Regions from separate parts of the Homo sapiens genome. Here region 1 is linked to region 2. The links are chromatin contacts, found by Hi-C or POLR2A ChIA-PET in ENCODE. All regions are on one chromosome and are shown on one strand. Each heading gives the region's core, a stretch centred on a gene start or an enhancer-like site at or near the end of the contact. The rest is flanking DNA. Distances are from core to core; before and after follow the strand shown.

Region 1 (6,345 bases), core at 41-2,540, 250 kb after region 2:
TGGCTTACTATAACCTTGAACTCCTGAGCTCAAGTGATCCTTCCACCCCAGCCTTCCCAGTAGCTGGGACTACAGGCACATGCCACCATGCCTGGATAATTTTTAAATTTTTTTGTAGAGACAAGGTCTCACAATGTCGCCCAGGCTGGTCTCAAACTCCTTAGCTAGAGCTATCCTCCCGCCTCAGCACTGAGATTACAGGCATGAGCCACCATGTCCAGCTTGGGTTTTATTTTTTTTAAAGATATCTATGGCAACTCATTTCTAGTTTTATTTTTCAGTGGTCAGAGAACATACTCTGCATTACTTCCGTTTTTTGAAATTTGAGACATATTTTATGGCCCAGTATATAGTTTATCTTGCTGAACATTCCGAGTGACTTGAAAAGAATGTACACTCTGCAGTTCTTGGGTTAGTGTTCTCTAAATGTTAATTAGTCCAAGTTGACCTAATAGTATTGCTCAAATGTTCCATATCCAAGATTATTTGTCTTTCTGTTCTATCAATTATTGAAAGAGTAGTTAAAATCTTCAGCTATAATTTGAACTTAGCTACTTTCCCTTTCAGTTCTTCAACTTTTTGCTTTTGCTAGGCCTTGCAGATCCTTGCCTTACATACACGCATTTCAGCCTCAGCCAAGAAGCCCACAGGAGCTACCCCACAAACATTTCTGGCCCCTTTCTTCTCCATTCTCCTTCAAGTGCAGAGCCCTCTCAGTGGTTCATTGTCCCACAAATTCCAACTCTCTCAGCAGCTTCAGAAGCCCCTTATTCTCTTCTTGGGCTCTTTACTGTGCAGTCCAGAGAGCTCCGGCAGATAAACTTGGAGCTCACCTCACTAGTTTCCCTTCTTTAAAGGATTATAGCCCGTATCTGTCATCCTGAGCCTGAAAATAGTAGTTCCATATATTTTGTTTAGATATTTTTAAACTTTATTTTATCTTTTATAAATAGAGACAAGATCTCTCTATGTTGCCCAGGCTGGCCTCAAATTCTTGACCTCAAGCAATCCTCCTGCCTCAGCCTCCCAAAGTGCTGGGATTACAGGCATAAGCCACCAAACTCAGCTAGGACTTTGACATACAAAATATATCAATAACAAAAACAAAACCAACTCATAAGGAACAATATAAAGAAGAGTAGAAAGCATAACTCGCTACTAGTTGCAGGTTTTTGTAGTTCCAGTGACTAAATCCCTGTCCGTCATGGTTTTGGGTGATGGATCCCCACCAGGTTACTTAAGGGTGTATGTCCACTCCTTGAGCCCTGAAGGCTGGGCAGTGAGCCAAGGCCGTGATGACCAGCTGAAAAGAAAGTGTCCCTAAGAACCTAAACATTCCAGAGCATGTCTGGGAACATACCAAAAAAAACAGTCTCGTCGCACGCAGTAGGCAAAGGGCAAAAAAAAAAAATAGCTTAAAAGCAGTTTACAGATGGGTGGTAGAGCAGTTCTCCGGAGATGTCCTGCTGCTGCCCAGGAATGCCCTGTCCGTAAGTCCTAATTAAGAATAACTAGACTTCTCTGGGTCATTCTTTGGTCTCTTGACTCCTTCCCAATTTGAAAGGATGTTCTTCTGTACAGTCCTGTGTCTTTCCCGTAACACACAGGCAGCCATAGAGAGCAATCACTGGGTGAGAAATGGAGTTTGGAGTCAGGCAAATCAGAATTCAAGTCCTACTCTCAGCATTTGCTCCTTGGATAACTTGGTACAAATAATGTGTATTTTCCCCAGGGTTTAGTTTTATCATCTTGAAAACAGAAATAATAATAGGACCTAATTCCTAGAATAGTTTAGAAGATTAAATGTACCAGATATATTGCCTGGAACCCGGAAGCACTTGATAAATAATAGTTTCTGCTTTCAATGAATTAGTTTTCATGGAATCAGTCCTTTTCCTTATTTTGTACCCCTACTACCCACCCTACACAAACAAACAAAATGCCCAACTTACATAAGGGTGTTAGTGTATGTAGCAGACCAAGTGAGGAAATGGGCAGGATTTAAATCACAGAAACCTAACACCTTAAAATTGAATATTAGACACATCTACTCCTATAAAGGTCTTTCCATTACTTCCAGGAACCTTGAGATCTAGCCCACCACTCTGTTGCTGAGCCCTCTCTACCTATTTCTATGCCATCCCTCTACCTTCACAATTCTGTTAATTTCTTGTGCACATAAGTTTGCCTCACATTCTATCCATAAAGGTCTTTTCAAATACAAAAATTTTTCCCAGAAGGATATTTTTTCTCAGTTGTTGATATAACTTTCTTTCTTACTCATTTACATTTGGTTTACATTTTGGAATTCTGAATAAGTACATCATTTGAAAAAAAAAAGGTTTTCATTTCCAAAAATTGGGAGGAGGGTAGTATAAAAACTTCTATAGACCAGAGAAGTATAGAAGACAATATGCCAAATTATACTTTAGAAATTATAGGGGCCAGGCACAGTGGTTCACACCTGTAATCCCAGCACTTTGGGAGGCCGAGACGGGCGGATCATGAGTTCAGGAGATCGAGACCATCCTGGCTAACACGGTGAAACCCCATCTCTACTAAAAATACAAAAAAATTAGCCAGGCATGGTGGCGAGTGCCTGTAGTCCCAGCTACTCGGGAGGCTGAGGCAGGAGAATGGCATGAACCCGTGAGGCAGAGCTTGCAGTGAGCTGAGATCGCACCACTGCACTCCAGCCTGGGCGACAAAGCGAGACTCCATCTCAAAAAAAAAAAGAAAGAAAGAAAGAAAGAAACTATAGGTAAGTTGCAAGTTTCCTTGGGAATCACACTGGTGTGGCACTCAATTCTGCTTCTTTAAATCTCATATTTTATGTGTAAAAAAAAGCAAAGAAGTAGAGAAGAATGTCAAGGATACTGGCATATTTTTGTGGAGGCTAACAAAATGTGGCAACAGTATGGCATAGATCTGCAGACCAAATTAAAGCTCTCTAAGGCAGAAGTGATCTCTAATTGCCTTAAAGGCTGTAAAACCAGAGGCAAGGCATTTTTAGAGCAATGGAAGAGCCTAGATGTCATCTGATCAATCCCTCACTTTACAGATGAGATACGAAGCCACCAGCTAACTAACAGCACAGCTGAGTTAGAGTGGAGGGTTCCTGACTCCAAGTGCATTCTATTGTCCCTGATTGGCTGGCTTGTAGTCACTATCAAGACAGGTACCATGGGCCCTGTGTGCATGTGATAAGACTCAAGAGGACCTAGAGGGCGCTGTGATAGGGAAAATGTGATCACTGGAGGCTCAGATAATTTTGTTCATGTTACTTTACCTTCCTCTGCTTAAATTAATTTATCTATCAAAAGAGACCTAATCCTGGAAGGAAACTTTAGGTGGTGGGATATATTTATGGCGTAGATTGTGGTGATGTTTTAACGGGTGTATACTCATCACCAAACTCATTAAATTGTATACATTAAATATGTACATCTTTTTGTGTGTCACTTATACTTCAATAAAGTGTATTTTTAGGCTGGGCATGGAGGCTCATACCTGTAATCCCAGCACTTGGGGAGGGCAAGGTAGATAGATCACCTGAGGTCAGGAGTTCGAGACCAGCCTGGCCAACATGGTGAAACCCTGTCACTACTAAAAATACAAAAATTAGCCAGGCATGGTAGTGGGCGCCTGTAATCCCAACTACTCGGGAGACTGAGGCAGGAGAATCGCTTGAACCCAGGGGGCAGAGGTTGCAGTGAGCCAAGATCACGCCACTATGCTCCAGCCTGGGAGACAGAGCAAGACACTGTCTCAAGAAAAAAAAAAAAAAGTGCATTTTTTTAAAAACATGCTAAAATTTGCCCTCAAATGGCTATTTTGGGGAATAAAAATGTAATAATGTGTATGAGATCTGAACCACTAACTCTGTCTAGAGCATAGTAGGTGTGAAATAAATGCTAGTACCCTCCCCTGTCTCAGTCACACCAGCATACAAGTTGGATTCAAGGTCAAATAACATGAACTAAAAAAAAATAACAAGCACCAGTAGTTAGCAGACAATGAAATACATAGATGTTTAGTTGGTATATTTTGTGAGGATTAAGGCAGGCTGCCCCTGTCCTTCATAGTGGTGATGGGTGAATTTAGATGCATGCATGGATAAGTCTGCTTCAAGTTCTGTACCAAGAAACGATGCATGCCAGGCCCAGGTTGGCTTCCAAGCTGAACACTCATCTCCCAAGGGCAGGCTCAGTCTTCTAGTTCCCAGAGCCAATCTTGACCTGGGGCCAGATGTGTTCAGATGACTCCTATTCCACATTTGGCTGCCAGTCTAATCCCAATCTATTGCTAACCTTTTGGTGGCTGGACTTCTGCTTGCTCTCCTATCTGAGTCCCTGCCCCATTAACCTGCTTTCTACTTTGCCCTGGCTTCTTTGTGACTCTACCACACATAACCAATAGGAAGCCCACCTACTTGTCACCTTGGCACCTCTAGTAGTTAAAAATTGTAATGGTTGCCCAGCACATAGTGAAGCACATCTGTCCTTTAGCTATGCCTAAATGAGCCAAGGGAAGGGGCTGCTGACCTATCTGGCTCTTTCCTGAGAATTTTGAGAACCTAATCAGAGACAGGAAACAGTAAGAGCTGAATTGCCTCCAGAAATGCTCAGAAAAGAAGCCCACAAGCTCTTTCTGTTTCAGAAGCCCTGGCCTTGTTACCATTCTTCCTGAGACTTGGCTGTTCAAGCCTTCTATTGTAAGCTTCCACAATCAAATTTTTGCTTAAGTGATGGAAGATCCATTTCTGGTGTTTGCTTCCAACATGAACCTTATCCAGTACTTACCTGAGCTCCTGTGTCCTGCTCCTGGTTCAGTACCTCTGAGTCAACTCACCCAGGTATCCCAAACACTAAAGCATAACAACACACCTGATATTTAACATTGACACCTGTCCCAGGTTCTCCAGAAAATAATTTTTGGAATTTACCCCAGTCCTAGTAATGTCATTGGCTGTATTCATTTATTCATCTATAATCCATCCATGTATCCACCTAGCCATCCATATTGAGCATCTACAATACACTGGGCACTGTCTGTGGTCCTGGGGTTACAAAAAATATAGCAGACAGCATCCCTGCTTTTCAACACCACAGACCAGTAGAGGAGACTGCTGTACCAACAAGTAATCTTAGTACAAAGGGCTAAGAACTATAATGGAGCTACAAATATGGAGCAATGAGAGAACAGAGGTGGGAACAAGCCTCACAAAGAAAGCAAGAAAGTCTTCAACAAGTAGCTAAAGTGAGTATTGGAGAATGAGGAAGAGTTCACGAAGAGAAGAAGAGTAGTATTGCATTTTAAACACACACACACACACACACACACACACACACACCACAAGAATGACAAATTTGTTAACTATTAAACCCAAGAATGCCATTTCTGGGGTTTATTCTACAGATGTATTTGTATATATAACAAACAACTTATGCATCAAATTAAATATTGAAGTACTGTTTGTGAGAGTAAGAGACTGAAACCAATCCAAATGTAAATTAATAGAGCACTGGTTATGTAAATATGGTATATCCACTTGATGGAAAACTATACAACTATAAAAAAATGGGGAAGATCTCTGTTTACCAACATGAAAGATCTTTAAGATACAATGCTAAGTTAAAAAAGAAAGGTTCCCTCTCCCTCTCCCCCTCCCTCTCCCTCTCCCTCTCCCCACGGTCTCCCTCTCCCTCTCTTTCCACGGTCTCCCTCTCATGCTGAGCTGAAGCTGGACTGTACTGCTGCCATCTCGGCTCACTGCAACCTCCCTGCCTGATTCTCCTGACTCAGCCTGCCGAGTGCCTGCGATTGCAGGCTCGCGTCGCCACGCCTGACTGGTTTTGGTGGAGACGGGGTTTCCCTGTGTTGGCCAGGCCGGTCTCCAGCCCCTAACCGCAAGTGATCCGCCGGCCTCGGCCTCCTGACGTGCCGGGATTGCAGGCGGAGTCTCGTTCACTCAGTGCTCGGTGGTGCCCAGGCTGGAGTGCAGTGGCGTGGTCCCGGCTCGCTACAACCTCCACCTCCCAGCCGCCTGCCTTGGCCTCCCAAAGTGCTGAGATTGCAGCCTCTGCCCAGCCGCCACCCCGTCTGGGAAGTGAGGAGCGTCTCTGCTTGGCCACCCATCGTCTGGGATGTGGGGAGCCCCTCTGCCTGGCTGCCCAGTCTGGGAGGTGAGGAGCGTCTCCGACCGGCCGCCATCCCATCTAGGAGGTGAGGAGCGCCTCTTTCCGGCCGCCATCACATCTAGGAAGTGAGGAGCGTCTCTGCCCGGCCGCCCATCGTCTGAGATGTGGGGAGCGCCTCTGCCCCGCCGCCCCGTCTGGGATGTGA
Region 2 (6,866 bases), core at 2,754-5,253:
CGAGACCAGCCTGGCCAACATGGCAAAACTCCGTCTTTACTAGGGATACAAAAATTAGCTCGGCATGGTGGCGGGCACCTGTAATCCCAGCTACTCGGGAGGTTGAGGCAGGAGAATCACTTGAACCCAGGAGGCGGAGGTTGCTCCAGCCTGGGCAACAAGAGCAAGACTCCATCTCAAAAAAAAAAAAGGAAAAGAGGACGTCAGTGTTTTGCCCCTGCTGCAGCATGCCAAGTTGTCTGGAGTACAGCAGAAAGCTTGGCAAAGTGGATTGAAGCACTTGCCTGAGCCTGCTGCTCCTGCAGCTCCAAAACCAAATGGGAGATTTTCAGTGGGGCAGACCCCTCTCATGGACGAACTTCACACAGGTGGAAGACAAGGTGGGAAAGTGGGAAAGCGGGAAAGCTCATTCAATCTTGAAACAATCAGAATATTTCTGCACAAGGCAAAGAGACTTGTCCTTTGTGTGCTGTGTGTGCATACAAGAACACACACACATATATACACTGCCTTGGTAGTCTTGGGGGAAAGCAATCTCTCGTGGTGCCTTGGAACTTCAAGCAAATGCTACCTGGTGCTGTGGATTTTGCCCTTTGGCCAACAGACTGTCTTCTGAATTGGTTCAAGTCTACGTAGGGTTTAGTATACAAAAAAAAAACAAAGATATTTTATTGGTTAAAGTGCAGTGAGTGGAATTTCATTTAATTATTAGTGAAACTGGTTTTTTTAGTACTTTTTTTGTATTGGTCTGCTCCAATAAAGCCTAGCCACTCTACATAAGTGCTCTGACTACCCCCAGTCAGCCTCACTCAGAAGGAGCCTTTCTCTGGCCTTCCCCTGGGGCATCTGGAAACAACAGACTCTGGTCCACGCTATTATATGATCTGCCCAAAGTCCCACCAGCAGCATTGTTATCCCTCCTGAGCAGATGGGGCTGACAGTGCCCACCTCTGAGGTTTGCAGCGTGACAGCCACCCTCCCCAGACAGATCTCCACAATGCAGTTCTTGGCCTTGAAGCATGAGTGCCGGGACCTTAATTCCCTCCTTTTTCCCTTTCCCCACTCAGTCAAAGGGTGGAGGTAAATGGCTATAAAGCTTGTTTTCTTGCACTTATATCTAATAAGCTGGGTTCTCTGAATTAGGCCTACTTAGAAAAGAAGTTTTAGAACTTAGACACCTATGCCCACTGGAAATGCACAGAAAATGTTGCATGAGGGCCTTTCCCCAAACTAAAGAATGGAATGTCCTATTGGCAGACTTTCTACTCTTTTCTTAATATTTCATTTTTGGTATCTGTGTTTCTTCCATTAATTGCCATTTTCATCCTTTTAATTTTGTATAATTGCCTACCATTTAAAACCCTTCCTATTTCAGTAGGTGCCCGGTCATTGATACTCAACATTATTTGAACAATTTGGTATAACAAAACAAATAAAATATACCATAGAGAAGAAAAAAGTGTACATTTGCTTGGAATAACAACAAAAATGACATCCATTGCAATCATCAATCGTCCACATTACACACGAACTGAGGTCTGAACCCAGAGACTTCAGAATGGGATGAAAGGCCTAGGAGGTTCCCAGCTTTCCTTCTATCTATCATTCTCAGCCAGTGAAGACTGAAAGCACGACATACCTTCCTGAGTTTGCCAAGGAAAAGTCCAACAGAATCTCCTTTGGTCATTTGAAATCCTGTTTTAAGGCTAAACAAACGTCCAAGCCACAAACCAGGATAAAGAAGCACAACCTCAATGACTGTCCCAGGTGACAGCTTGGAAGCCCAACCTGAGTTTAATCTCCAGCTCAAATGTGAATTACCTGTGTTGTTTTATTGCAACACATCCAACAAAGATAGGGAACAACGCAGCCTTAGCCTCATCTCCAGGTCCTTCCCAAAAAGGGGCTACTGTCAGAAGAGCTGAAAGTGGCTGGAAAGCTAGAGACTGTTAGCAGCATCCATAAGAGAGTCAACAAAAGGCTGTAACAAGAGGCCAGTTGGTGGCTGGCTGGCTGCTAGAGGCCACGTGGAGGAAGAAATTTGCTGGCCTTGGAATAGGAGTCTTTTCCTTTGGACTAAGCTTTAAAGAGTCTTCCTTTGGAGAGCAGAAGATTGCTCAAATAAAGAAAGAAACCAGCTTTATTAAAAAAAAAAAAAAACAGGTGAGAAAGGAACAAGATGAAATCAAATCTATTATGCTTCCTAAGATTTTGGAAGACTTCCAGGGACCAATGTTAGGGAAAATGAAAATTGAGCATCAAATGTTAATGGAAAAATCACTATCGGGGATGTGGAAAAATAAAGTTAATCTGGAAGGAAAAATGGAACAAATGTTGAATGTGTGGGCTTCCCAGTGGCTTGTATAAGAGCCACGAAAATGGATTTTAAGTATAGAAGATTCTGTTGACCTGGTATTGACTTGTTGCTCCATGACCAAATGGGGGACACAGGGTTTTAGCATCAGTTATTGAGATTTTGTGCTCCCTCAGTCCCCTCATTCGCCCCAACAATATCGCCCAAGAATGATTATCCAGCCAAGGATTATTTTGATAATCAAAATCATGGACACTTACTATTTTTTGTGTGTTTGTGTAAACTAAGTCTAGGGACACAGAGCTCATCTAGGAAGATGAGGAGGAGGGCATCCTAAAGGTACATGGTAGTGCTCCAATCTGCAATACCGTCCCTCCCCGCACCCTCACGCCATCTCACTTTCTGCTTAGACAGCAATAACAGGTGCCTCTCCACCTCGTCCTCCCCATTCCCCGAAAAAAGATTTGTAGAATTTAAGATGTGAAAAGCTGGGAACCACTGCACTAAACCACACTGTATCCAGTACTCCATACACAGATTGCCAAATGGCTGAAGAACAAGGTCTAGCCCTTAAAACGAATGAAGCTGGATGGCTAAAAGAGCATTGCAACAGAAATCTTTGTTCTACAAATGAACTGAACCTACCCAGACGGTCCTAACCATAAGGCCTATGGCATCCTTTCTAAGAGCCACAGTTTTGTTGACAAGGAACACCATGCTGCTATTTTTAAAGGAAGCATTCATCTTTCTGACAGCTAGTCAGTAAGTCACCTTTTGTGGTCAAACTTTGCGTGATTTGGCCTTAGGAAGCTCACCTGGGCGAGAAAGGGTAGGGGAAGAATGTGTCCTTCTTCCTACTGGATAAAAGCTATGCATAAATCTCAGACAAAAATTAGAGAAAAAAAAAGAATCCCCCATGGCGCTAAAATGTCAGAATATACATTTCCTAATAGATTAACAAGTACTATAAATATTTACATGATCTGCTGATATACCTAACTTGTAGGGGGAATATGGGAACAGGGGAAGAAGCAGCCAGATAAATATTAAAGCGTATTTTTAAAATAATTATGCTGTAATCATTTTTTTTTAAATCCATTTTCCTGAAATAAGGGATTCCGTCTCTTTTCGGAGAAGCCATTTAATAGCCAAATTAAAGAGAGGTTAGCTCCATCACTACACCGGTTCCCTTATCACCACTCTAATCTCCATGGTCACCCAGAGTTTGCCAACTAGAATTTTGGATGAATTAAGATTTGCTTATTTAATAATGTAGAGGAGATCAGGAAATAGGTGGTGTCTCAAGACTTTAAATGAACACATGCCTTCAGTCTGGGTTTTAAGAAGTTTTATTGTTATAAGTAACTTCAGACACAGAAATAAAAAGAAAAAAGAGAAATGTTTTTCTCTTTTAATAAAGAAAAATATAAAGCCTCCAACATATTATTAAAATGACTTTGCTTTTAATTTCAACATAGAAGTTCTCTGTTTAAAACTATTAATAGTTTATTAACATAAATCTTTAGTGAGTGAAGAAAAAAATGAGATGGAAAACTTTCAGGGCTGGAATGAGCTCTTATTTTCCATTTAATATTTGGGTAGGAACAATTCTTGGAAATGATCACAAACGCAATAATTACTGGCTTAATCCTAAATAGATTTGCAGCCGTTCCTTTTCGTGTTATTTTTGGCATGCTGGCTGTGGCATGCTGTAATGTTGACATAACTGGTTTCTCAGAAAACAAGATTTGTGACAATTTGCTCCATTCTGCTCCAAAGACAATCAATCTGAGGCTTTCAAAGCAGGGCTAAAAATGCACACAAATCTCCCCCCTCGCAGCTGCTTCTTGTTTAACATTGTCAAATTTTCTTAATTAAAATTTGAGATTTTATGCTTGGCTTCCTCTCCCCTTCCTCTAAAGCTCAAATGACACTTTGCCTTTTTTAGCTATATGGAAGTCTACAAAAAGCCAGACAAAGGCCCTAATTGTTTTATCAGAAGACCTCATTTTTAAGTTTGTGCTTAGTATTTTTCATCTATATTACATTTTATCCAATCTGAATCTTAGCAGGCTTAATTCAGCTTTGAGGGTGAACAGAACATGTATTTCACCCAAAATCATAATTACTGATGAAATATTGGAGGCATTTCCTGAGGTTTTCTCATAAGTCTTCAGTCACATGGCTTTCAATGCCATCTGCATACCAAAGACTCACAACTTTTTATCTCAACCCAAGCCTCTTTTCCAAATTCCAGTGTCATTTATCTAATTGCCCTCTCAACATCAAGATGTCTTATAAGATCCTTAATAAGGATCTTAAACTCATTATGTCCATAATGCCTTCTGAGCATTCCTCCAAAACCTGCTCAGTCTGCCACTTTGCCCATCTCAGCTGATGCAACTCCACCCTTCTGGTCATTCAGGCCCAAACCCCAGACATCATACTATGGTCTGGGTCACTGTGATGGCCTCGTCTCCTGCTTCTACCTCATCCACCTCACTCTACCCTCAATATCCAGTCTTTTCAAAACTTGTTAGCCCATGCCACTCCTTTGCTGAAAACTGCAATGGTTGCTCATTTCAGTCAGGGTAAAAGTCAAAGTTTTTTAAATGGCCCCATTACATTCTGAAGATTACTTATAAACCTGCCATTCAGAGACAATATTATAGGTCTCTTGCTTTTCTGCATACCTCAAAGAAAAGGTACTGACTGGCTTTGTTCCAGACTAGCTTTTCAAAACTGTTTGGAATGAGCAGCTTTGTAAGATATAGTGTCTCCCCCCAGAGAAGAAGGCAGGTTTGCTTACTGTTCAGTGTGAGGCAAAGAGAATGTCTATCTTCCGAGGAAAGGGCAAGAAAGTTTGCTTGCAGTCTGTTATAAAAGATTCAGGTTTGGCCAGGCGTGATGGCTCATGCCTGTAATCCCAGCACTTTGGGAAGCCGAGGCGGACGGATCACAAGGTCAGGAGTTCGAGACCAGCCTGGCCAACATGGTGAAACCCTGTGTCTACTAAAAATACAAAAATTAGCCAGGTGTGGTGGCAGGCACCTATAACCCCGGCTACTCGGGAGGCCTTGGCAGGCAAATCACTCAAAACCGGAAGGCAGAGGTTGCAGTGAGCCCAGATTGCACCACTGCATTCCAGCCTGGGAGAAAGAGCAAAACCCCATCTCAAAAAAAAAAAAAAAAAAAAAGATTCAGGTTCCCTGAGAGGCTCCTCTGCTGTGACACAAACCCATTGAGGGTGCAGCAGCCACCTGAGCCCCTCCACATCACCCTTGTGGGACTTGGCAGGCAAGGGGAATTGACACAAATGTGCCAGTGTTCATGACGCTTGTTGTGCCATGAGTAATAAAGCATTTTTTTCTCTGACCCAGGATTCTCATGTCTTCTGCCAGAATCCACAAAACTGTGCAGGCTAACCTTGTTAGCTTGCAAGAAGAGTAAAATCTGACTTTCGTCAGTACTTAACCACCTATGTGACTCGTCTCCTGCTACTGTCCCCTCAGTGCCTCAGGCCAGCCACATGGTCTCCTTGATGTCCTCAGAACACATTTGGCACACCCTTTCTTAAAGCCTTTGTATGGGCTTTTGTTTTCTTCCTGAAATGCTCTTCCCCCAGATATCAATTTAGCTCCCTCCCCTCTGTCAAGTCTTTGCTCTAACTTGACCTTCTTGATGAAGCCAGCTGTAACCATCTTTTTTAAAACTACAACTGACATCCTTCCCCACCTCAGCATCCCCAGGTCCCCTTACTTGGATACCTTTTCTCTTTCCAAATGCACCTATCACCTTCTACAGATTATTTAGGGGTCAGTGAATGTTTTTTTAACAAGTCAGATAGTAAATATTTTAAGTTTGTTTGCCTTAGATATCTGTTGCAACTATCCAACTCTGCTGGTGTATTTTGAAAGCAGCTGTAGATAATATGCAAATGAATGGGCATGGCTGTGTTCTAGAACACTACTTATAAAATAGGCAGTCTGCCTGAGGGCCTTAAATTGCCAACCCCTGCATTATATAATTTACTTATCCCATTTATTGTGTAATGCCTGACCCATCCCATTAGAATATAAGCTCCAAGAAGGACACAATCTGTTTATTCACCAGTATTTTCCAAGTGCCTGGAGCCGTCTGACAGGAAATAGTAGGAACTCAATCAACATTTGCAAACAAAAGTGTCATCAGGGAACATATAGTTGTGGATCACTTTTCAAGTAACCTAAACCAGAGTTAGATTCCAAATGATAGATGATATTTTGGGGGTAACTTACCTGGGTTATAATGACCACTTACCCTTAACTATCCCACTCACCAGTCCATAGGGTGAACTTCCAGCAGCCATGTTTGTTCCAAATGACCCTGTTCTCTTAGTTACAATTGTTTGAAGGGAGGGTCACCACACCTCTCCCAAGCTAGGCCAATAAAAACTCCCCCTATGAGGACTTGTAACCTGTACTGAGAAAGAGGGTCACAGAATTCTAATATGTGAACTCAGAACCATGGATAGATGGGTAGAATTGTACCTACCTGTCTCCTTGAATCTGGG

The links. A loop is a pair of places that touch in the nucleus more often than their neighbours do. ChIA-PET counts read pairs that join two places held with the same protein, here RNA polymerase II (POLR2A). Pooled maps may share reads with other maps.
Region 1: a pooled map shows a loop between it and region 2 (2.8-fold over the local background). The contact joins two enhancer-like sites. A Hi-C loop is called at or near these places in 2 of 168 maps with a recorded cell type or tissue (MCF 10A and PC-3) and 7 of 50 pooled maps. POLR2A ChIA-PET finds 5 or more read pairs at or near these places in 1 of 52 experiments (activated naive CD8-positive, alpha-beta T cell).

What each region holds. Positions count from the first base shown.
Region 1 is chr9:15,400,151-15,406,495 of GRCh38, forward strand. No RefSeq gene overlaps it. Among named protein-coding and RNA genes, the nearest start is that of SNAPC3, 20 kb to the right of the region's middle. Within about 2 kb of position 1,291, at least 2 of the 41 ENCODE cell types and tissues checked have a DNase peak (open chromatin) inside an H3K27ac peak, as active enhancers do.
Region 2 is chr9:15,151,973-15,158,838 of GRCh38, forward strand. The region is part of intron 2 of LOC124902123 (a long non-coding RNA gene); the gene reads left to right. Among named protein-coding and RNA genes, the nearest start is that of TTC39B, 150 kb to the right of the region's middle. Within about 2 kb of position 4,004, at least 8 of the 41 ENCODE cell types and tissues checked have a DNase peak (open chromatin) inside an H3K27ac peak, as active enhancers do.